Regions from separate parts of the Homo sapiens genome. Here regions 1 and 2 are each linked to region 3. The links are chromatin loops, found by intact Hi-C in ENCODE. Cell type or tissue: Caco-2. All regions are shown on one strand.

Region 1 (8,000 bases), 65 kb before region 3:
ATCAGCAGCATGAAAACGAACTAATACAGGCTCTTTGGAGAAATGGCTGATTCCAGTTCTGGACAAGAAATATACAACATGCCTGGCCTGGTATCTTGTAATTAAAGAAAAAAAAATCAAACTATCACCATCAAAAGGAATAGCAATGGACTTAAAACACATCAAAATCATATCTCAAAATCACTGGCATATGAAAAAGTACATATCCATAAGTTTATAATGATTCTTAAGAAAACAAATCTTATTGTTTACATGCTAACTAACTTAAAAAAAAAACCTGATGAATATAGACAAAGAATCAAGCATTTATCCTAATCTTTGCTATAATAACTGTATATACTTCAAGATAACCGAATAGTTGATAAAGGCAAGTTTCTTCTTATAGAAAGCCTCTTCAAATATTACACCTGAATGTAATAAACCTTCTAGATCTAACTACAACTTATAAGAAATAGAAGGTACAGAAAAATGCAATCAAGCAAAATCCAGGCCAGAGGAAGCTCTATGGGGTAAACTATCTGGTTTCTTCAAAGGATGAATCATAAGGAAAAAGAGGAAATCTATAAGCCAAAAGATATCAGTTAATGGAAGTGTAAAGATCTCATTTTGATCTAGGTTCTTAAACTGTAAAACAGGAATCATTTATGAGACAACTGAAGAAATTTGAAATTTAATAAGAACAAATTATTAATTTAGGTGAGATCATAATACTGTGTTTGCTTTTAAAGAGTACTTAACCTTTAGCCATGGTATGATTTCAATAAGAATTATTTCAGCCTCTATTATTAATAGTTCCAAATAATTTGGGGATGAGAAACAAGGTGAGCAAGATTAAACGAAGTAAAATCAGCCAAGTGTTGACAATTGTTTAACCAAGGTAGGGGTTGCAGGGGAGTCATTGTACTTTTTTTCTCCGCTTACAAGTGTTAAAATTTAAAATAACAAAAGATAAAGGTGCAGGGAATATTGAAAAATCAGTAAAATGGTGAAAGGCTTCATTAGGATAGAGATAAATTCCCCACAAATATCAAAATACTTCAGGTGAGGCATACTCTGTCAACCTTAAATGTAAATAAAAATGAAAAGCCTTCTTTATATTATAGAGAATCATGATCTGATACAGATTGAACTGGAAGGAGATTTTAGTGACAGATCCAAATCATGAGTACTTCAAACCTAGGGCTTTAGAAATTGCACTGAAATAAAAAGTATATTCAGTAGTGGTGAGTAAGTGGGTGTTTTAGATGGAGGGATCCAACATTATGGAAAAACACAGATCATAAGAGTTTAATGGAAATACTCTTCCTCAGTCATTTTTAATAAGCTTTAAGTAACTAATGAAGCTTTAATGATAACATCCATTTCTGCTTAGAACAGTTAATATATGAAAAAATACAAATGAATATTTATAAATATGAAAATTAATAGTTTTGTGTTTCATAGTATATCTACATTTACTCCGCTCCCGTTCCTCCCCAAGCCTAGTTATGAACTTGCTGGTTTTGACAAGCAAAACACAAATAGAACAGGTGCCTTTGTTAGCACTCTAGGTAAATCCTGGCACTTGCTTGGACACCAGCTGGGTGCTAATTAGTCTTGTGATTGCCTAGATCACAAAATAATACAAGACTGGAAATGCTCCTGAAAGCTTCTGGAGGAATGAGTCTGCACACCAGCTGACAGATGCCCTGAGAGAACAGGCCTTGTCCTGACAGTCTCTGTGTTGAGTTCTTTCACATTTACAAAGCCAGAGCTGGCTACATAAACACATGTCTGCAAGTCAGTTCGGGGAATGAGGGTGGAGGGTGCTTTTGAAGATGCAGAGCAAAAGCATTCTCTGGTCTAGCAATACTGACACAGATGTCCAGTGTCTGGTCTATGTCTAAGTGTCATCTTTTGATTAAGTGTTAGGAACAGCACACCCAGGGTATTTGAACCCTGTTCTCCAATAGACTTCAACAGGTTACTTGTGTGCCTTCCCATTTAACCTTTCATCTATATTTAGCCAATAACAATAATGAATTGCTGTACTGCTTCTCATCCTAACAGATCAATCAGATTACTGCATGACCAATTTGGACAGGACAAGAGATGGCCTGACACCTCTCAAAATATATAAGGTTGAATACATCATGGCAAATGGTGGCAGTGAAGGCTTTCTTTCTGAACATGACTTTATTTTATGTCCTCATCATATTCAATAATCAAAAATATCAGATTTAAAATCAAATGCTCAATCATTGCATTCTTTCAGCAAGTGATAAAATGGATACGTTTTATTAGAAAAATGAAAAAAACCTACCTGAAGACTGCAAGGGTCAGAGACCAGAGCACTAATGGCTTCCTCAGTTCAAACTTTGCTCGTTTATTCATTAGGTGCCGACCACCGAATATAAAGGCAGCATACAGAGCAGAAAACAGGAAAGATTTCTTCCTGCAAACAAGCAAACAAAATCTTTAAGATATTTTTAGTCATTAGGAAACACCAAATTTTGTACCAGTTCTCCTCTTTGTAAGCACTGAAAAAATATTCTTGAGAATATTCCTGCTTCACTGAAGAGGGAGTCTAGTCTACACGGCAAACTAGTGTTCTGTTGAAATCTCCCTTGACAAATCAGGTCTTCCAGTAGTTTAACCAACATATTAAGTATCATGTCAGGATAGATATATTTCCTTTGTAGGCTCTAGGACTGAAATTTCAACAACATAGCATTGAAGTACAAAAAGTAGTCTTTTCACTGAGAGAAATAATTTTATTCTTTAGAGTTTGTTGAGCCAATTTAGATACATACATGAATTTTAAAAAGAAGTGTTTTTATTGGAACTATTTGGTGACAAGGTTGTGTCTTGGAACAAGATAGCCATTTAAAATTTTATCTTGGGTGGGTGTGGTGGCTCACACCTGTTATCCCAGCACTTTGGGAGGCAGAGGTGGGTGGATCACTTTAGGCCAGGAGTTTGAGACCAGACTGGCCAACATGGTAAAACTCCCTCTCTGTTAAAAATACAAAATTTAGCCAGGCATGGTGGTGGGCACCTGTAATCTTAGCTACTTGGGAGGCTGAGGCAGAATTGCTTGAAACCAGAAGGCAGAGGTTGCAATGAGCTGAGATTTTTGAGACTCCATCTCAAAAGGCAAAAGAATAAAAGAATGGTTATTCCATAGGCAGCCCTGAGGACTGCTGGCTGGCTACTTTTATGGGTTTTTTAATTACATGCTAAACGAGGGGTAGATTATTCATGAGTGCTCCGGGGAAAGGGGCGGGGATTTCCCCAGGAACAGAACTGAGGGTTCCTTCCCTTTTTAGACTGTATACTGTACCATGGCATTTGTGAACTGTCATGGTGTTGGTGGGAGTGTCTTTTAGCATGCTAATGCATTATAATTAGCATATAATAAGCAGTGAGGATGATCAGAGGTCACTTGTGTTACCATCTTGGTTTGGGTGGGTTTTGGCCAGCTTCTTAACTATATCCTGTTTTATCAGCAGGGTCTTTGTGACCCGTATCTTGTGCCAACCTCCTATGTCATCCTGTGACTAAGAATTCCTTACCTCCTGGGAATGCAGCCCAGTAGGTCTCAGCCTCATTTTACTTAGCCCCTATTCAAGATAAAGTCACTCTGGTACAAATGCCTCTGACAACAGTACTGATAATGCCAAAAGATAAATTCAAAAGCAAAAATCCACAAACTTCTATAATAGAACTATGATTCGACTGAAAGCAACAGAAACCTTATAAATAATTTAAAACAGTTGAGCATGTTTCCTGAGAAAGCAATGTTTCTCTTAAAATGGGTCTTCCCTATTCAATTAGATCAATAAGGAAAGGGTTGAGAAATAAGTTACAAAACATAATATCAAAAGCAAAATGTGTTCACCTAAAGAGTATTATTTGTAAAATGCTTCGTGTTTTCTCCCTTTATGCTGACATGTAATGCTGACTCATAAGGGACCTTGCTATTTACACAAGCAGCTTTCCTATGTAAATGAATGCAAGTGACCTACTTAGTGAATACCACCAAATAAAGCAATGATTCCAGAAATCAACCCATAAGTAAATGTTGAATAAATCACTTTCACTGAGGTTTACAGACTCTTCTCTTGGGCCCACAAGACCTGGAACACAGTAGGTGCTTAATAAATATCTGTTGAATGAACGTGGTCTTGTCCTATCAAATTTTCTGATGGGGAAAATAATCAGGCATCTGTGTACAGTAAACAGGCAGCAAACACTAACAGAAAGTTGTACTTTCCCCGTAATACATTAATAACTAAAGAGTCAAATATTCAGAAAAATATTATGATACATTTTCTTCCCCCAGAAAGACATTGATTATTTCTATACTTCAGTGAAACAATTTTGTGGAAACTTTAACTATTGGACATTTCAGGAAGAAAGTACTTTTGGCCATAAATTATATATTGCTTTATTTCTCCTCTGGAAATTACAAGGGCATGGAATTAAATTACTTAAGAGTCACAATCACTGTTTCTGTTTATGCACATATAAGCAAAGACTAAAGAAAAATAAAGTTCTACCAAGTTAATGTAGGTGATAGTAATCTGAAAAAGTATATACTTTTTTTCTAATTTATAAAGGTAATAAGTGACAATAATCACATTATGATTTATAGAGTGATTCCTATGGGTAGACATAATGCCAAAAAGCTTTACCATTTAATCCTCATGGTGCAGGTAAAGTATTATCTTTATTTCATAAATAAACAGGCTTAGAGGTAAAGTAGCCCTAGATTTTCCTGTTCTTGTGGTAAACTTTCAGAAGAAAAAGGGGTACTTGAAGTGTTATCTTATAAGCTGTAAAAATTCCTTAAGCTGTCCTGTTGAATTACATAATCATTGCATAATGTGTAGAACATTGTGTAACTGTGAAAAGATGAAGAAGAATTTCCCATCTTCATGTTTCTACTGTCATATTTTCTGAGCCTGGGAAGCTTTCATCCAAACCCTCTTTGCTTCTTTGAGAACAGAAATTAATTATACATATACCATGGAAGACATTTCCTTAAAATTACCATTATTTATCTTACCCATTCAACATAATTGAGATTCTGATTATGGTTGTATTAACTGTATTACTTGCAATCATAAACCAAGTTAAATGAATATCTTCATACAATCCTATCATTCTAGCCATAAAGGGAAAAGTAATGCCTCAAGAACCAAGAAAAGAACAAAAAATCTTCCCTATGTATTTTTTCTCCAATTTCCTAACTTCTAAAATGAGAATTAATCCTAATGCACTGCTCACTTCCCAGCAAGGGCCATTCACTTTTCCACAAGAGCTCTCTTTACAAAGCAATTCAACAGCTAAGGCAATGAAGTCAGTCAGTACAGAATCATAGAACTTGATAATTGCAAGCAAGGAACCTTAGAGGTGGAGCCCAATTTCCTCCTTCGACAGAAAAGAGAATAGGGAACCGATGACAATAGTCACTCACAGTCACACAGCTTCATGCTACACTGGTCAAGACTATCCAACATTGTCATGGCTGTGGTCAAGCAGGTAGGTAAACACAAAATAATTGTATAAGCTATATCAGGGTCACAGGTAGTTAATGGGAATCGGTTTGAGTGCTGTGATCAAAGTAAGTTTTTCATTGCATGCACAGAAATCTTTTACTGTAGTGAAATTCAAATCCTTGGGGTTAGTTTGGAATTAAACCTAAGCATCTGCTATAAGTGGAAGTTGCCTAAGCATTAATAATTACCTCTTTAACTGAGTTGTCATTTATGGTTGAATGTACTATTTGTTTTCCATATTGCTTAGAAGAAGGTAAGATTTTCTTTAATGAACAGGACAATTTAAATGAATTAAAATTGCCTTTCCTTTCTGGCATCTCTCCGGTAAAGTTCAATTATATTCAAGATGAATAATGGTTTGCCACTAGCCCACTTAGTTTTTAATGTGGATAGATTGCTTTCCTAATGGTTCTGTGGTAATACTTTGTATACTGGCAGGCCTCCATACTTGGGTATAATGGTAACACTATACTGTTTTATTATTAGATAATCAGTCATTTTGAGATAGCATGGACTCTTCTTGTTTAATAAATTTTAAATGTGCATCATATAGCACAACCCATAATTATAGGTACTTAATAAGTACTTTTCAGTGTGGTGATTCAGGAGTTATGATTACCAGGTGACCAACCAAATAAAGACAACCCAAATGAAATACTGATGTGCTTTAATTCTGTCAAGCTTATATTTATCCTTTTTACCCTTCTATTTCTGTCATCAAGATGAACAATGGAAATTATTCCATAATTAATAAAAATGAATAGTGGATCTATCCTTAGAAATCTGAATTTCTCTATCATACTATCTTGTTCCAAAGCATTCCTAGGACATGCTTTTTTGATTCTTACCAGAGTAGCTGAGCAAGTTCTCACTTATGATTGGTATTTCTTGCTTTACCCATTAACATTTCTGAAAAAGTATGCATAAATTGAAATACATGTTTTTTTAAACTCGTGGGATTTCACTGAAACCAGTGCTTAGCTTGAGTCTCGTTAGCATTCACGTCAAGATTTCTATACCCCAAGAGTCAAACTAGTTTATTTGCTAATGAAGAAATGTTTATGTGGGTAGTATTTCAACATAGGATAATTGCTAATGAATAGCTTGGGAAGCTGGCCTGAGCTCCCTCCTGGCTCTTTCATGTCGTATCTACATGGCCTTCATTATGGCTACTGTACACATGTGAGGTACAAGGAGATGGGAAAGTAAAAAGCAGTGAGGGGAAAAAATGAAAAGGGCACCGCCCAGTTCAGCTGATACCTATCTACCTAGTGCAGAGAAAGTTTTCATGTTCTAAGGTGAAGAGTCTGACGCTGAGACAGAATGCCAACTGGTGCACCCCCCTCCTCTTTTAAGAGTCCTCTTGCAGTTCAGTTGCTGACTCAAGTCAGGAAACAACTTATGGTTCTGAAAGTGATTTTAGGGATACAAATAAAGTAGGGACCCAGAGACTAGAGGAAATAACACTACTTTTTGCCAATATGACATTTAATGTATGTCTATGGTGGTTATAATTTGATAAGAAAATAAGATTTTCTTGAGAGGGATCCTGAGGTTTCTTGAAGTCCTATCCAGGGCTTAATTCTGCCACATTCTTAAGGATTCTGCAAGACTTCATATAGGCATTTTTTTTACGTTAAAAAAAATGGAAATTTTTCCGCAGATTTTTTTTTTTTTTTTTTTTTTTTGAGCCAAGGTCTCATTCTGTCATCTAGGCTGGAGCGTAGTGGTGTGATCATGGCTCACTGCAGCCTCAGCCTCCAGGGCTCAAGCGATCTTCCCACTTCAGCCTCCTGGGTAGCTGGCACTACAGGTGCGCCTGATTCTTTTAATTTTTTTGCAGAAATGGGATCCCAGTATGCTGGCCAGACTGGTCCCCAACTCCTGGACTGAAGCAATCCTCCTGCCTCAGCCTCCCAAAGTGCTGGGATTACAGATGTAAGCCACCACACCTGGCCAGGAGGTTTTATTCGTAAGTAAATTAACCATATGCCCAGAAATTCTGACAAACAATTTTGTGAATAATCATGAAAATATGCCCGTAATTGATACAAATGAAAAGTGGCTTTACAATTGCAAGACAAAGCCATAACTAAGGTAAAGGTTCCTTATTCTTATTCCAAGCTGTTGTGTATGACCAAGGATACCAACTAAGGTGTGATTTCCAAGCTTCTTTGAGTTGTAAGCACTTTACCTTTTTGCTTCCCCCTCCAGATACTAATTTAGAGATCACAGGTTCTCCTCATCTATTTTTTTAAAAAAGGTGTGAGAACTAGTTTTTAGTTTTTCTATCCTTGAAGTAGGCCATAAGCAAAGTAGAGTTACATTTAGTCCATGAGATTCAATAACATGGCTGCACATCCCTTTCCAGGAAAGTATACCCCTCTTAGAAGCAGATTGGACACAGAAATTCCTTGTATACATCTGTAAACTTATCTTTTTCCCCCCTTGTCACCT
Region 2 (8,000 bases), 120 kb before region 3:
CAGCATTTTGGGAGGCCGAGGCAGGCGGATCATGAGGTCAGGGGTTCGAGACCAGCCTGACCAACATGGTGAAACCCAGTCTCTACTAAAAATACAAAAAGCCAGGCGTGGTGGTGCGCCCCTGTAATCCCAGCTACTCAGGAGGCTGAGGCAGAAGAATTGCTTGAACACAGGAGGCAGAAGTTGCAGTAAGCCAAGATCTTGCTGCTGCACTCCAGCCTGGGGGACAGAGCAAGACTCTATCCCCCCCACCCCCCAAAAAAATTGCTCTGGTGAACCAACAGAGGTAGAAAGCATATGAATTGTAAGATGCTCTATCAATCTATCAATGAAAGGCATTACTGAAGGGCTGGACATCTTATGGACATTTAGTCAGTAGTAGTTGAGGGCTACAGCATCTTTGGGCTCTACTAGAAAGCGAGGAGTTTTAGTGACTCATCTCTGTGCCCCAAGCCTATGGGTGTCAAGTGTGGAAATGGCATTTCTGAGTATTTGAGGAACCCTCAGTGTCCTAGATGTCCCATTTAAATTGCCCAGAGTAAGAGAAAACAGAAACACAGTTTGATTTTAAATCAAAAGTTATGATTTTATTTTTAATTTTAATACACCAGGAAAAAATATTTTTTTTAATGTCGTGAAATAAGCACTTGAAAATAACAACTTCAACATTGCTGTGATTTGCTCTGTGAGGCTTATATGGGTGGGCTTCCATATGAATATGGGCTCTGAGGTCCCCAAGAAGCTGAATCTTCCAGTGGTTTTCAAGATAGCAGCAAGCAACCTCCTGCCTGAATATGTCTAGACAGGCAGACCTGTTTGAAACGAGTATGACCAGGGAGGACTGTTAGGCTACTTCTGTGGCCTTCTTAGTTTTTGTCGATGGAAATAAAGTCTCAAGTGCTACTAAGCATTGGGAAAGTAACAGCATTTAAATACCAATGTCGAGTCAGAACCCTTCATGGCCGGCCCGAATGGGTTATAAATGTGGCTTGACCCTGACTTATGGGACCAGTTATTAATTTAACCAGTTACTTCAGAAGAGGTTACTACAATGCAGTGTTGGTTTGGACGTCTAGTGAAATATATTTTACTGTGAGACTTCTGCCTGCCCAGCCTAAAATCAAAGTGCCACTTTTGAGCTCTCCCAAGCCCCACTCACGAATGTGCTCCCACTGTCCATCTAACTTCTAGAACAACTTCCACATCACTTCCTTTAAAAAGTGTCAATCAGGAGGAAGGGAAGCCTGAGAATTCCCCCTGCCATCTGTGAGCTCTGAATTGTCAAAGTCTCTGAGGATGAGGAAAGTAACTTGATTCAACAGGTTTGTGTATGTTCTTCAAAGCTCTGTGCATGTGCCCTGTACCGGCCTCTTTAGCTATGAGTTGTGCCATATGGCTCGCAGATGTTTATAACTGGAGTCTGTCACAACAGCATTCAAGAAAATGCTGTGACTGCACTGACACTTGTTTTGTGTAAGTCTTGGACACCAGCATACAGAGGCTGTTGCTCATTGGCAAACTGGGACCTACCCCTTCATACTGATTGTCGGAACAAAATAGAGCATTGTGATTTCATCAGCTCTCACTTTAATGTGTATACACTACTGGCCAAATGTGGTGGTGGATCTTGGCAAAGTCTCTTCCTGATAGCAATGAGTCTGAGGCACAAAGAATCAGGTGTTGTATAGAAAAGACAAAGAACGATGTTTCAAAAGCTGTGGGAGACAATGACTCACAGCATGAACATAGGCTTTACGATCATCCTAAATTGAGAGCAAGGTATTTATTATCGAAAACAGAGACTGGAGAAAGACACTACATTTGACTACTGGGACATTCTGGGTGCTTATAAAATTTTGACATGATATTATTTTTCATGATGGAAACTTTTAAGGAATAAGTGTCTACAAGAGGTGGACATGGACCATGCTTATACAACTTAAAGCTCTGAACTCTGAGAGGCAAAGTCTATTTGTTCTCTACTCTCCTCACAGCCTCTTGAATCAGACCTTGGCCAATCCAGTTACTCTGTTAAAGAATCATTAAGGAAACCAAAAAAAAAAAAAAGCCCTCAGAATATGCCCTAGCTGCCTCGGTTGTGTGACACACACCGTGGTCTCTGAGTAGAGGCTGTACTATCAGAATAAAGAAAAAATAGTAACCTGAGCATCTTGTCTCTCCCAGGTAATTCAGAAGCTGGGGCTATGGCCAGACTTCTGGAACATTCTACTCTAGCATCACTGTACTCCAGGAGCTTTGTTACTCTGATGTGACAGGCTTTACCTTATGAAGATGCTACATCTGATTTAAAAAAACATTCTGGGCCAGGCACGGTGGCTCACGCCTATAATCCCAGCACTTTGGGAGACCAAGGCGGGTGGATCCCCTGAGGTCAGGAGCTCGAGACCAGCCTGGCCAACATGGTGAAACCCTGTCTCTACTAAAAATACAAAAATTAGCTGGGTGTGGTGGCGGGCGCCTGTAACCTCAGCTATTTGGGAGGCTGAGGCAGGAGAATTGCTGGAACCTGGGAGGCGGAGGTTGCAGTGAGTCTAGATCGCGCCACTGCACTCCAGCCTGGGCAACAACAGCAAGAATCCACCTCAAAAAAAAAAAAAAAAAAAAAAAGAAAGACATTCTGTGGGTCTCTTTCTGTTCTTCTAGGTTCCCACTGTCTTTCCCATCAATTCTACAAAACCCACTCATATGAAGTTTCTAACTCAGTCTAGACATATTAGTCTCTTTTCTCATCAGTTTCTTTACATGAGCAGAGAGGTGGAGAAGCGAGGGGATATAATCAAGCCTTTCTTTTCCCTCTAGCAATGTACATGTAAAGTATTCCCTCTTCTCCCCTTACTTTTGTAGTGGAGCATAATTAGAAGGATGGGAGTAAGTGACTTCGAATAACCACCTCAATCCATGGTTTTAATTTGGTACTTTGGCCTTGCGTTAGATGTAATATGGTAGTTACTCTTTTCCCATAAGCAACACTAGAAGGTCCACGTAAACCCCCTGCTTTATGAATAGAGCATTTCTCACTAGAACTTCATTGCAAACTCATGGACTTGGCTTGATGCTCAGACCTAGTGTATGAAATCATGTGTGTATGAAATAAAGGATTTTTTTTTAGCCCAAGAACAATGCTTTCACCATAGTAGGATCGGGATGCAGTGGAAAATCTTCAATAGAAAGATACTCTATTGCAGCATAGTGGGGCAGCTATAAAAACTTGCCTGCCCAAGTTTTTCTGGAATGTTAACTGGCAGCAGGATTATCTATGCAGCAGTCAATTCTCTGGTAGGTTTCAGATTTGTCATGGGCCAGTGATCCAGCCTCATATCTTGATATGATTAAAGCGGCTAAGCTGAGATGTTAAAAACAGTGTATTGAACCTATATTACCAAAATTTTGTTTTGTTTTGTTTTGTTTTAAAAAAAATGTGGCTTTTTTCCTCCCATGATAAACATTGGAAATGCCTTTAGATATATTTAGCTAATTTTAAAACTATTAAGACATTCACCCTGTAAACAAAAATTCCAAATTATTTTACAAGTAAAGACAAACAAACATGAACCTAATACCAAAATGAAAGTGCTTTGGAAGCATCATTTAGAGTCTTTTTAAGGTTTATGCTCACTTCCGTTTCTAACCTGCATTAAGAGATCTGCAATAAATCACTCAATTAAATAATTAAATCAACCAGATGAGCCTCCAATGGGTCCTTCAATTAAATTCAAGTCAACTGTTATGTGGCCTTCTCCTCATTTTAATTATTCTCATTTTCTGTTATAAGGAAAAAAGGCTTATTGCACGGTATCATGTATTTGCGAAGCTCAAAATAACATTTGCATCCTAAGCATCTATTAGCTCTTATAAAAGGACCTGTCTTTTCAGCTCATGTCAGATTTTGCATAATTTATAATACATTCCTCCATCAGTTGTGTCTCACCTATGAACCAACATCAAGACATTATAGACTGCTCACAATCATTTAACATAGATGTAACAGCTTTCCTCCCCTGCACTGTCCCCCACTCCCCATTTCTTCCAGTCATGACTTGGTTTGCATGGATTCTTTGTTCACTGCTCAAACCATTCACACAGAATGGAATAAAACTTTATTCTTTTTAAATTCCACACATAAACGAGATGCTGAAAAAGCCCTTGCCATCTCTGACAGAAAAGCAGAGCAGCTCTGTTTCATGAACGACAGCACAATTAAAGCTAAAATAATATAAAAATAATTCGAAAAAATCCCTTTTACTGTACACTCTCAAAGCAAGAAAGAGAAACAACAGTTTTGTTTTGTTTTTTTCTGCTAGCCAGAAAATGTGTTTCTATTCATTTGGGCTTTGAAGTTCAGTGTACCCCACATCTGTGTGTCTGTGTGTGTATGCGTGGCTATGTGCGTGTAATCTATGCAGTGTGGAAGCCCCTAATCTTTTCATCTAGTTTGCCTAATCATTAAGCTACTTAACCAATTATAATACTATTATGTCACATTGAACAACTTTACATAATTGCTTCTTTGAAATACTAGAAACATTGACACATGTATTTGGCTTGTAAAGGACTGAAATATTACAGAGAATATTATCCAGCTTTTTTTTTTTAAAGAATATGGCTCTTAATAAATTGATTTTGAGTTCCAGAGCTAAAGTCCCTTTTAAAACATTTCTGAAGCTGACTTGAAGCAGGATGAATATCTTCTGATTTGGCCAAAGACATGACAAGTATTTCATATCACTTAAAATTTGAGGGATAAGTGTATGGGGGCCCTTTGTTGTCAACTGTTTTCAGCCAAACTTGCCTTGAAGTTTGTTGTAGTATTGCCACTCAGCCAGCAGAGGGCCCTTTAAACACCTCTACATTGCTTGGGGAGCAAATGCAGATGATGCAGAAACACAGTGTTCCCCCAATATTTCGAACAGCCCTGTGATTTCCTTTTGGAATTCACAAAAATATCGAAAATATGCGCTATACTGTGGGGTTTCATTTGGAAAGTTATGAGTGTGTGTGAAGTCAAACAGGGAGGGGCATACACACCATCTGTCTGTCGAATTGATCTTCGGCTCACCTCTTTTCCCACTGCCTTTCTCCCTTTTCCAGCTCACAGTGGTCCTGGGCCGGGCCTTTTTACAAATACTACAGAACCCGTTTTCACATTGTTTGGTTGAGTGTTTATCTTTTTCAATTCTGTATTTACTCTTCTGTTCAAAAGCCCGGGGCAACTGAACAAAAGGATAATGCTTCATATCTCACTTAAGAGTAGAAATTACAGTTCAACTATCAGAAATGCTCTGGGATGGAGCTGCCCCCATGGGACCTGGGCTGCACTGTTTCCATCCTCCCAGGAAGAATCTTGGGGAAGTATTCACCCCCTTTGGTTTTGGCAAACTCACTAGCCTGAGGCTATGCAGTGAAGATGAAGTTAGTTGAAATATAGTTGTTTACATCTGTTTTCATAAGGATGATTAAGACATCTTTTCTCATGGGGTCTACAGCAGCTGGCATTTCTTAAAAAGGCTTTAGTTTCTGCAAAAGCATTATCGTTCTAGATATACACCCTGTGTCTCTTTCATTTTTGTCTTTTCTATTGGCTCCAGTTTAGTGTCCATAAAGTTAGAAAGGATTGTGTGTGTTGTGCTCGCACAGTTTCTAGAGTAAAAATCTTTCATCTTAGAGAAATGTGACACTTAGTAAATACATTTTTTCCTATGTGTTAATAGCCTTTGTTTGCCTTTGATTAGTCTCCTCTGCTTCTGGCTTGCTTTTGTTCTCCCTTGTCCTAGAGTTGATAGATAAAGAGGGAATGGGGTCTTCCAGCAGCAGTGCTTGGAGATGGAGGTGCACTCAGTGAGTCCTCACCCTAAAAGGATCATAAACTTACTGGGTTAAATCAACCTAATTATCCCTAAGCTGCCTTGGGTTTTGTGTTTGCTCATGTTTTGTTTTGTTTTAGCTGCACCACGTGTGATTCCTTGTGCCATTTTCTTTTGTCTATTATTTTTCTTGATGACCCTGAGCTATGGCTTCCTCCTCAGTTCCAACACTATTCAGCTTTCGTTGTTTTCCTCATTTTGCCGATGTAGGCCTCAAAGAAGAAATGGCAGAAGAGCACAAGGTAGCTGAGGTACATGAGTGAGGACCAGAAGATGTTCTGAAAGTGAGAGTGACACTGGTCATGCTGCATCCAGCAGAAGACCAGGTAGTTAACCACACAGCCCATCAGCATCTGAGTGATCTGGGACAAGGTGATGAACATGGCAAACTTCCGGGAGACTCGGAAACCTGCCGCCCGCAAGGCATAGTAAGAGTACATCACGGCGTGCACGCCATAGTTCATAGTCATGAACCAACCTCCCCCGGCAACCATGTCTTTGTAGGAGTACCAAGAGTACAGGAGCACAGTGATGTGGTGATACCAGTGCAGGAAGATCAGCTTCTGCTTCCTCAGAATAATGAATATTGTATCTCCTGGAAGACAAAGAGGAAGAAGGTACGTGAGATCCTTGACCACCAGTAACGATGACTTACAGTTTTGTAAGAGGGTAGACATCCTGAGCTAGGACTGGAGAGTTACATAGACTGGATTAGAACCCTGAACTGGTACTTACTAGCTCTGTGACCCTGGACAAGTTAGTTATCCTCACTATTTCTAGTTTCCTCATCTATATAAATGGTGATAATTTAAAAGAGTAGCATGGAATCACCTGAGGATTAAGTAGGATAATCAGCATGGCTCTCTTCACACACAGGAGGCAAGCAGCAAATGTTTCTTTCAAGGTATTTCACACAAAATCTTATCCATCATTGATCTGGAAGGGACATTAACAACTATGTTGCCAACTCCCAACTCAACTATACATTTTAGGAAATACCACCTGGAGGGGACTGGTGACTTGTCTTAGATCATTTATCAATCAAAGGAAACAGACTGGAAGTCAAGTGCCCAGCAAAATGTTCTAAGGCTTCTCTAGAGTAGTAAAACCATAATTTTTCTTTGGTACATGATAAAAGGTACCCCTCAAACATATATCTTTGTGAGCTCCCTAAATTACACAGCCTTGCCAAATGGCAGTGAGAAAAGTAAAACCTAAACAAAAGACAGAAAAAGGGGGACAAAAATCCTCTTCTATACACATTTGCTGACAAGGGTAATAGGAATATTTTATACCAGTGAATCAAGTGAGGAGCAATTGAAAATAACAGTTTTCATTTTACAGAATTAACTGAAAAGATTTCCAGGATCTATCAAAATTTTGTCTAACAATATCCCTTTGAAGGAAAAGACCATAGCTTCTGAGGCAGGGAATTTATATTATGAAAGCTAGAATTATGCTGAGGTGGGTAGATGCTATGTATCTGCAATGCTTCACTGAAAAGTTTCAGGGCTCTGAAAATAGACTGTAGAACATTTATGTAAAATTGGATGAAGAGCAAGCCCAGTGAAAAATATACCCAATTACATTAGCGAGTAAGAAAATAAGGGAAGTTACGCTAGGATGTGTGACAGAAACAGGCTAATGCAGGTGAATGCGTCTTTCTCCTTCCTATCTCTATGGTTATGAGACATGGGAAAAATCGACATCCTTCATGACCTTTGGTGAACTCAAACCTGGCTTCTTTTTGTGTAAAAAACAAAAGCTAGAAGGTTCTTTTAATTTTTTGTTTGTTTTTGAGACAGGGTCTTGCCCTGTCACCTACGTGCCATCGCAGCTCACTGAAAACTTGATCTCCTGGGCTCAAGTGATCCTCCCACTGCAGCCTAAGGAATAGCTGAGACTGCAGGCATGTGCCACCATGCCCAGCTAATTTAAAAAAACTTTTTTAGTAGAGATGAGGTCTTGAACTCCTGAGCTCAAGCTATCCACCAGCCTCGGCCTCCTAAAGTGCTGGGACTATAGGCGTGAGCCACCGCCCTGAGAACCCGGCCCTGGTTCTTCTTCTTCTTCTGAAATTTAATTAAGCGCAACAAAACAAAACAAAACAAAGAAAAA
Region 3 (8,000 bases):
GAGCCAAGATCGTGCCATTGTACTCCAGCCTGGGCGACAGAGCAAGACTGTCTAAAAAAGAAAAAAAAAAAAAGTCAAATTCAATGGATGCAATCAGAACTTTTTCAAAAACTGCTCTCACGTGCTTTCATTGTGCAGAGCTCATTTAAACAAAATGAGCCCCACCATATGCTTTTCAAAATATCACCTTTGAAAATGGTTTCTGTAATTTTCCCAGTAGGTGCTGACGTCATAAGCCAAAGCAGGAGAGACCCAGACTCTGTGGACAGGCAGTGTGGACCTAGACTGCCTGGGTTTGAAGCCTCACTCTGCCAATCACCAGGTGTCCCACCTTTTCCAAGTTACTTAACCTCATCTCCAAGACATGCCCAATCACAAAGCCTACTTCATAAAATGGAGGGTTAATTAAATTAATGTTCATGAAGCCTTTAGTGGGTACGTGGTAAGCTCAATGATTATTAGTTAATAATATCCTTATTAAACGTCCAGTAAGTCTTTTTTAAATGTTATTTTCTTTGAGAAAGGGTCTCACTCTGTCACCCAGGCTGGTTTGCAATGGCACCATCATGGCTTACTGTAGCCTAGACCTCTTGGGCTCAAGCAATTCTCCCATCTCAGCCTCCCAAGTTGCTGGGACTGCAGGTGTATGCCACCACACCTGGCTAATTTTTGTATTTTTGGTAGAGACAGGGTCCACCCACCTTGGCCTCCCAAAGTGCTAGAATTACAGGTGTGAGCCACTGCACCCGACCCCAACAGAGTTTTGGGGTTTTTTGTTTTGTTTTTTTTTTTTTGAGACGGAGTCTCGCTCTGCCACCCAGGTTGGAGTGCAGTGGTGCGATCTCGGCTCACTGCAATCTCTACCTCCTGGGTTCAAGTGATTCTCCTGCCTTAGCCTCCCTAGTAGCTGGGACTACAGGTGCCTAACACCATGCCCAGCTAATTTTTGTATTTTTAGTAGAGATGGGATTTCACCATGTTGGCCAGGCTGGCTGGCCTGTAACTCCTGACCTCAGGTGATCCACACACCTCAGCCTCCCAAAGTGCTGGGATTACAGGCGTGAGCCACCATGCCTGGCCAGCCCAATAGAAGTCTTTAAATAAGTATTATTCAGAATTTCTAGAAAACACACTCCAATCATCTTCCATATTAAAACAATGGTGAAGGATTCACGGTGTGTGTGTGAGCACACACAGGTGTTTGGAAATTATCCACTCTTCTTCCCAGTTCTCTCTGGATTCTCCCTTAGGAAACAAAAATTTTTGATCTAATTTTAAGAAAATTTTTATTTTTATGAATTTATGCTTATATTCATTTTATATTTAGTTTTCTTTTCTTTCTTTCTTTTTTTTTTTTTTTGAGATGGAGTTTCCCTCTTGTTGCCCAGGCTGAGTGCAATGGTGCGATCTCAGCTCACTGCAACCTCTGCCTCCCAGGTTCAAGCGATTCTCTTGCTTCAGCCTCCCAAGTAGCTGGGACTAAAGGCGTGTGACACCACACCTGGCTAATTTTTGTATTTTTAGTAGAGATGGGGGTTTACCATGTTTTACCATGTTGGCCAGACTGGCCTCGAACGCCTAACCTCAGGTGATCCACCCACTTTGGCCTCCCAAAGTGCTAGGATTATAGGCGTGAGCCACTGAGCCCAGCCTATATTTTGTTTTCTATATTTATTAGATTTATAAATTTTTTAAATCTCCAGCCTTAAGAACATGCTTTATGATTTAAATTTGAAAAGACAAGTTCTCTATATGAAAATAAAGTTCCCTTATCAGCATTTTGTGATATATTTACTGCTAAGTATAGGTTGTGTGCTGCCATTATAAATTTGAATTATGCAAAAAACAAGATAAAGGCTTGAACTTTGCATGTTACTTCTAGAACAGAATACAGCTGATCCTCATTACTAAGAATTCATACTTATTTAGCATACTCGCTAAAATTTATTTGTAACCTCCAAATCAATACTCATAGTACTTTTGTAGTCATTTGTGGTCATGCAAAGAGCAGTGAAAAAATTAAGTTGCCCAATGTGCACATCCCTAGCTGAGGCTAAACCAAGTGATGCTCTGCTTCTTTTTTGGACTCTCATTCTCTAAACAAATGTCCTTTTTGCAGTGTACTTGGTCCTACCTTTCTTACATTTTTGTGCTTTTTCATGATTTCCCTATTTAAATTGGCCTCTAGTGCTGACATGCTGAGGAGTGTTCTTAACCACAAGATTATGATTTGCCTTAGAAAAACACGTTAGATTAGCTTAGTTCAGGCATGAGTTGATATTGACTGCAAGCTCAATGTCAACAAATCAACAATATATTAAATAAGATGTGTGATATTATATATACAGGTTTCATCCACAGCTCCTGGCTCGCAACTCCCACAGCCCTGTTAAAGTCTTTTGTTATAATGTTGGGGCACTTTAGGCCCAGAAAAAGGCCTCAAAAAATGGAATCTCTCTCTCTCTGACCTTCCCTTGCCCTGGTTTCCCCAGCCCAAGGCAGAACTCTAACCTTCCCAGGCCTTTCTGATTGAGTCCTGAGACCCTCAATTCAGAAGGGATCTTGCCCCTTACCCTGGAGGAAGGAATGTGACACACAGGCCAAGAAGAATCTGAACAGACAGGCCTTGCTGGGTTTCCCGCTCAGTCAATGAGTATTAGGTTGGCCAGGCGCTGTGGCTCATGCCTGTAATCCTAGCACTTTGGGAGGCCAAGGCAGGCAGATCACCGGAGGTCAGTTTAAACTGAGACCAGCCTGACCAACATGGTGAAACCCCATCTCTACTAACAATACAAAATTAGCTGGGTGTGGTGGTTGATGCCTGTAGTCCCAGCTACTTGGGAGGCTGAGCCAGGAGAATCGCTTGAACCTGGGAATCAGAGGTTGCAGTGAGCCAAGATCGCGCCATTGCACTCCAGCCTGGGCAACAAGAGTGAAACTCCATCTCAAAAATAAATAAATAAATAAATAAATAAATAAATAAATAGTATTAGATCATACCTTTTTTGTCCAATCACATTTCTGCATGGTTGTCAATCATACCTACACAATGAAGTCTCCATAAGAAGCTCAAGATTGGGTTTGGAGAATTTCCAGATAGCTGAGCACCTGGAGGTTACTGGAGGGTGGTGCACGTAGGGAGGACGTGGAAGCTCCAAGCTCTTCTCCCATACATTGCCCTATGTATCTTTTCATCTGTATCTTGCATAATATCCTCTTTTTTTTTTTTTTTTTTTTTTTTTTGGTTGAGACAGGGTCTCTCTCTGTGTTGTCCAGGCTGGAGTACAGTAGCACTATCTTGGCTCACTGCAGCCTCTGCCTCCTGTGCTCTTTCCTCCCACCTCAGACTCCCAAGTAACTGGGACTACAGGTGCATGCCACCACACTTGGCTTATTTTTTAGCTTTTTGTAGAGACAAGGTCTCACTATATTGCCCAGGCTGGTCTCGAATTTCTGGGCTCAAGCAATCCTCCAGCCTTGGTCCCCACGGTGCTGAGATTTCAGTTGTGAGCTACTGTGCCCAGACTTATAACATCCTTTATAATAAACTAATACATGTGTTTCCCTGAGTTCTCTGAGCCTGTCTAGCAAATTAGTGCAACCCAAAGTCATGAGAATCCCAACTTGAAGCCACTCAGAGGTCAGAAATTCCAGAGACCCAGACATGTGACTCTTGGCTGGGGAGAGCAGGTAGTCTTGGGGATTGGGACTTTAACCTGTGGGATCTGTCCCTATCTCCAAGCAGATAGTGTCAAAATTGAACTGGAGGACACCCAGTGGATGTCTGCTGCAGAATTTACTGCTTGCTTGGGTAGTGGTGTGAGAACAGAGGAAAAACAGTTTTGAGTTTTTCCACTCACATACAAAAGACGTCTTTAACAGAAGCACACTTAAAAGAAAGTCATGTATTGATCAATTGTTGAAAATGTTGTGACCAGACACTTGTAGGAACTTAATTCTTATATTCCACCTGGGAGCAATGATTCAGTGTTTGCTAATTCAGTACCCCCAGCAACTTTATAAAGCATAACTACAGCAAGTAATGAGAATTGCCTGGACCTCCTGCAAAGTACAAGGATTAGAGGTAGATAGTACTAATCCATCCCAGGTACATGGATTAGGCACTGAGAAAGAAGAGCCTTCTAGGATAGCATCCACACTTGACACTGGTTGCTTAGTTAAGTGAATACCCTTCTTCTTAAGAAACGTCTTTTTGAGATCTGATTTTACTTAGTTTAAAATATATGCTTACAAAAATAAATAACTGCATTAGCCCAAAGTACTTAAAAATTCTTGCTGATGTTTTTTACTGTAAACTCTGCTAAGAGCTTTTAAGTCTTGTTACAGTGAAACAATGGACATATACCCCTGGAATATGGAGACTTTTCATTGAGTGTCACATGCAGGGGAAAAAGGAAAACCAACAATACTCCCTGGACCTCCCAAACCTTCTTGTCTTCAAGTCCTAAGCACAACAAAGAATGCAAAAGGAGAGACACACTGCATATGCCTATGTGGATTCTCATATGCTTATGTTCCAGTGACACCTTCCCATTTGTCTTGTGCTAAGTAAACCCACAGGTTTGTGTAATAAAGACAAAAAGCATGCCATTTATTGCCATAATAGTGTACTATTTCATCCACTGACTTGATCTGCCTATCTGTGTATTCAAATAGCACCTATGACCTGCTTCTCCGCCCAGACAGAACAAATTATTGGGTGTGACTTAGTCAAGCATGAGAACAAACAGAGAGAAATATGAACTCAGGCTGTCAAGGCACAGAAGTAGGCAGTAATGGGAAGCAGGTGAGATGTGATCCCAGCAGACCAATGTGTTCTCTGAGTGCTAGTCCCAGGATGGCAATAACTGTTCCAAGTTCTGTTTATGTCACTAGTGATACCCACAACCAGCCATTCTCATCCTAGAACATCCAGGTCTCATACATTCTGAAAGATTCAGACTATCATCTAAAATTGTATTAGACCTGATAAGAATGGTTTCCTTTACCTGATATTCTAGTTCTGCAAAAGGCCACCTTTACTTTGCCCTGTTATTAAACAGTCCATGTCACTCAGCCTATGGCTGCATTTTGCCAAAATTTCCTCAACTGTAAAAAATTCCTTGATCAGGTCAAGTGACATGGACTGTTTAATAACAGGGCAAAGTAAAGGTGGCCTTTTGCAGAACTAGAAATCAGGTAAAGGAAAATAATAATAATAATAATAATAATAATAATAATAAATTCCTCGATCAACTGATTGGTCCTACTGCTAGATGCTCTGGCAAGAAATAAGATAAAATAGCATTACCTTGGGAGCTAAATGATAAGAACTTATGAATACAAAGAAACAACAATGAGGTCTACTTGATGGAGGAGGTTGGGAGGAGGGAGAGGAGCAGAAAAGATCACTTTTGGGTACTAGGCTTAATACCTGGGTGATGAAATAATATGTACAACAAATCCCCATGACACATGTTTACCTATGTAACAAACCTTCACATGTACCCTCAAGCCTAAAATAAAAGTTAAAAAAATAAAAATATAAAAAAGCAAGATAAATATTCGTTGGATAGAAAAAATAGCATGACTTTCAATGTAAATTTTAAAAAAGATTAACCCACAAAAATTAGAAATTTAAAAACTTTTTTTAAAAAGAAAGAAAAAGATTTTAAAATATCAGGATGTAAAGAAAGACAGTCTTTTTTTTTTTTTTTTTGAGACAGAGTCTTACTCTGTTGTTCAGGCTGGACTGCAGTGGCGTAATCTCGGCTCACTGCAACCTCCACCTCCGCAACTCAAGAGATTCTCCTGCCTCAGCCTCCTGAGTACCTGAGATTACAGGCCCATCCCACCATATGCCCGGCTGATTTTTGTATTTTCAGTAGAGATGGGGTTTCACCATGTTGGCCAGGCTGGTCTTGAACCCCCGGCCTCAAGTGATCTGCCTGCCTTGGCCTCCCCAAGTGCTGAAATTACAGGTGTGAGCCACTGCGCCTGGCCTTCAGGCATTTTAAATATATATTCTCATAATAATGAATGCTTTTACTTTTGAACATACATTTTTTAAAAAGGTCAAATGGTATCTCTTTTTGCCTGTGGCCCTACTGAATCAGACTAGACTTACCAAGTTTTCTATTGACCTTAGAATTCCTGATGTGCTAGGTTGACATTCCTATAATGTCAACACACGTTCACTAAAATGAATTTGCTTTTCTGCTATAAGACCTATTAGTCACAGATGGAAATTCTACAACTATAGAATACATGTAAAGCACAAGAAATTGTCACACTATATAACATGACCTTTACCTACATTTTTACTTTTGCTTCAAAGTTGGCATATTTAGATTTAGATGCACCTAAAACCATCCCAAGAATATAATGCACTAAATGAACAACCTAATTATTCTTATAGAGTGCAATTAACTCATAGGATACTTGTTAGTATCCTATGTATTAACTAATCATTCCTTTCGCTTCTTCTTAATCTAATTTTACGGACCAAATAATCTAAGAATGTGTAAATTCCATGTATGTTATAATTTGTTTATACTATAAATATAATTTATAATTTAAAAAACTAAAAAAAAAAATCAAATCACTGTTGGGCTCATATACAATCAAGACATAAGTATCGGCCAGTCACAGTGGCTCATGCCTGTAATCGCAATACTTTGGGAGGCTGAGGCGGGCAGATCACTTGAGGCTAGGAGTTTGAGACCAGCCAGCCAACACGGCGAAACACTGTCTCTACAAAAAATACAAAAATTAGCCACGCGTGGTGGTGCACGCTTATAATCCCAGCTACACGGGAGGCTGGGACATGAAAATCGCTTGACCCCAGAGGGAGAGGTTGCAGTGAGCCAACATTGCGCTACTGCACTCCAGCCTGGGCAACAGAGCAAGACTCTGTCTCAAAAAAAAAAGACATAAATATAATGTTCTCACCTATAAAATGGAGATGAAAAATCCTATTTTATAGGGTTGAAGGAGACTATGAGATAAAGTAAATGTAGTGTGTAAAATTTTAAATACTGACATATGTAAGTAACATCAATGATAACAACATAACTAAAACATATACAGCATCAGTGAAAGCTTTACATATATTAACTCATTTAATCAATATAACAACTCTTATCAGGTTAGTTTATTATTATTAAACTATGCTTTATAGAAGACTTTTACCCTCTCCAAGGTTACAAAGCTGAACAAGGATCAGAACTCAGGCAGTCTAGCCCTAGAGTTACATTACATCTATCATCCCTCTTTATGATGTTACTATCATATGATCCAACAGAGACAGTAACAGCAAATAAAGTCTAAGTCATGCCTTCATAGGAAGGGTAAGTGAGATCTTTATTATGTGCTGAGTAACTGATGATGAATGATAGATTCCAGTATCAATGGTCACAGAGCTTTCTCAATGTGGGGTCATGTTTTAGGATCTCATGTCATGTAATGTGTAAAACTATTCTTTCTTAATCATTTGTACTTGTTTAAATCATTATTCTTCCACTTCCATTAGGAAGTTTGTATCTAGAGCTCTCCTCATTGGCATAGTGGTGAGTTAAAAAAAAAAAAAAAGAACAAGAAAGTATCTAGAGCTCTATCTTCAGAGATTAAAGAGTAATTTACTCAATAGTTTACATTTAACAACACCATGAATAAATCAATGTTTCTACCTTATTTATTTATTTATTTATTTATTTTTTGAGATGGAGTCTCACTCTGTTGCTCACGCTGGAATGCAGTGGCGTGATCTTGGCTCACTGCAACCTCCACCTCCCAGGTTCAAGTGATTCTCCTGCCTCAGCCTCTCAAGTAGCTGGGACTACAGGCACATACCATCACACCTGGATAATTTTTGTATTTTTAACAGAGATGGGGTTTCACCATGTTGGCAGGCTGGTTTCAAACTCCTGACTTTGTGATCTGCCCACCTTGGCCTCCCAAAGTGCTGAGATTACAGGCATGAGCCACTGCGCCTAGCCTCA

What was found. A loop is a pair of places that touch in the nucleus more often than their neighbours do. Peaks named below come from ENCODE experiments on the same cell type or tissue, not always from the same donor. Only the 100,000 strongest peaks of a DNase experiment are listed, where the experiment ranks them.
Region 1: a loop joins it to region 3, with 2.4 times the contacts of the local background. A loop is called at or near these places in 2 of 110 quality-filtered maps.
Region 2: a loop joins it to region 3, with 7 times the contacts of the local background. A loop is called at or near these places in 5 of 110 quality-filtered maps.

Annotation. Positions count from the first base shown.
Region 1 is chr4:110,103,195-110,111,194 of GRCh38, forward strand. It overlaps ELOVL6 (ELOVL fatty acid elongase 6), which reads right to left. Exons shown (of 4, transcript NM_024090.3): 2 at 2,303-2,434. Among named protein-coding and RNA genes, the nearest start is that of ELOVL6, 91 kb to the right of the region's middle. In Caco-2, no CTCF peak of the experiment used is centred here; no DNase peak of the experiment used is centred here.
Region 2 is chr4:110,045,286-110,053,285 of GRCh38, forward strand. It overlaps ELOVL6 (ELOVL fatty acid elongase 6), which reads right to left. Exons shown (of 4, transcript NM_024090.3): 4 at 561-6,477. The coding sequence ends at 6,053. Among named protein-coding and RNA genes, the nearest start is that of EGF, 140 kb to the left of the region's middle. RefSeq lists an enhancer at 5,705-6,904. In Caco-2, a CTCF peak has its summit at 4,876 (motif pointing right); no DNase peak of the experiment used is centred here.
Region 3 is chr4:110,168,463-110,176,462 of GRCh38, forward strand. The region is part of intron 1 of ELOVL6 (ELOVL fatty acid elongase 6); the gene reads right to left. Among named protein-coding and RNA genes, the nearest start is that of ELOVL6, 26 kb to the right of the region's middle. In Caco-2, no CTCF peak of the experiment used is centred here; DNase peaks (open chromatin) are centred at 3,689 and 4,729.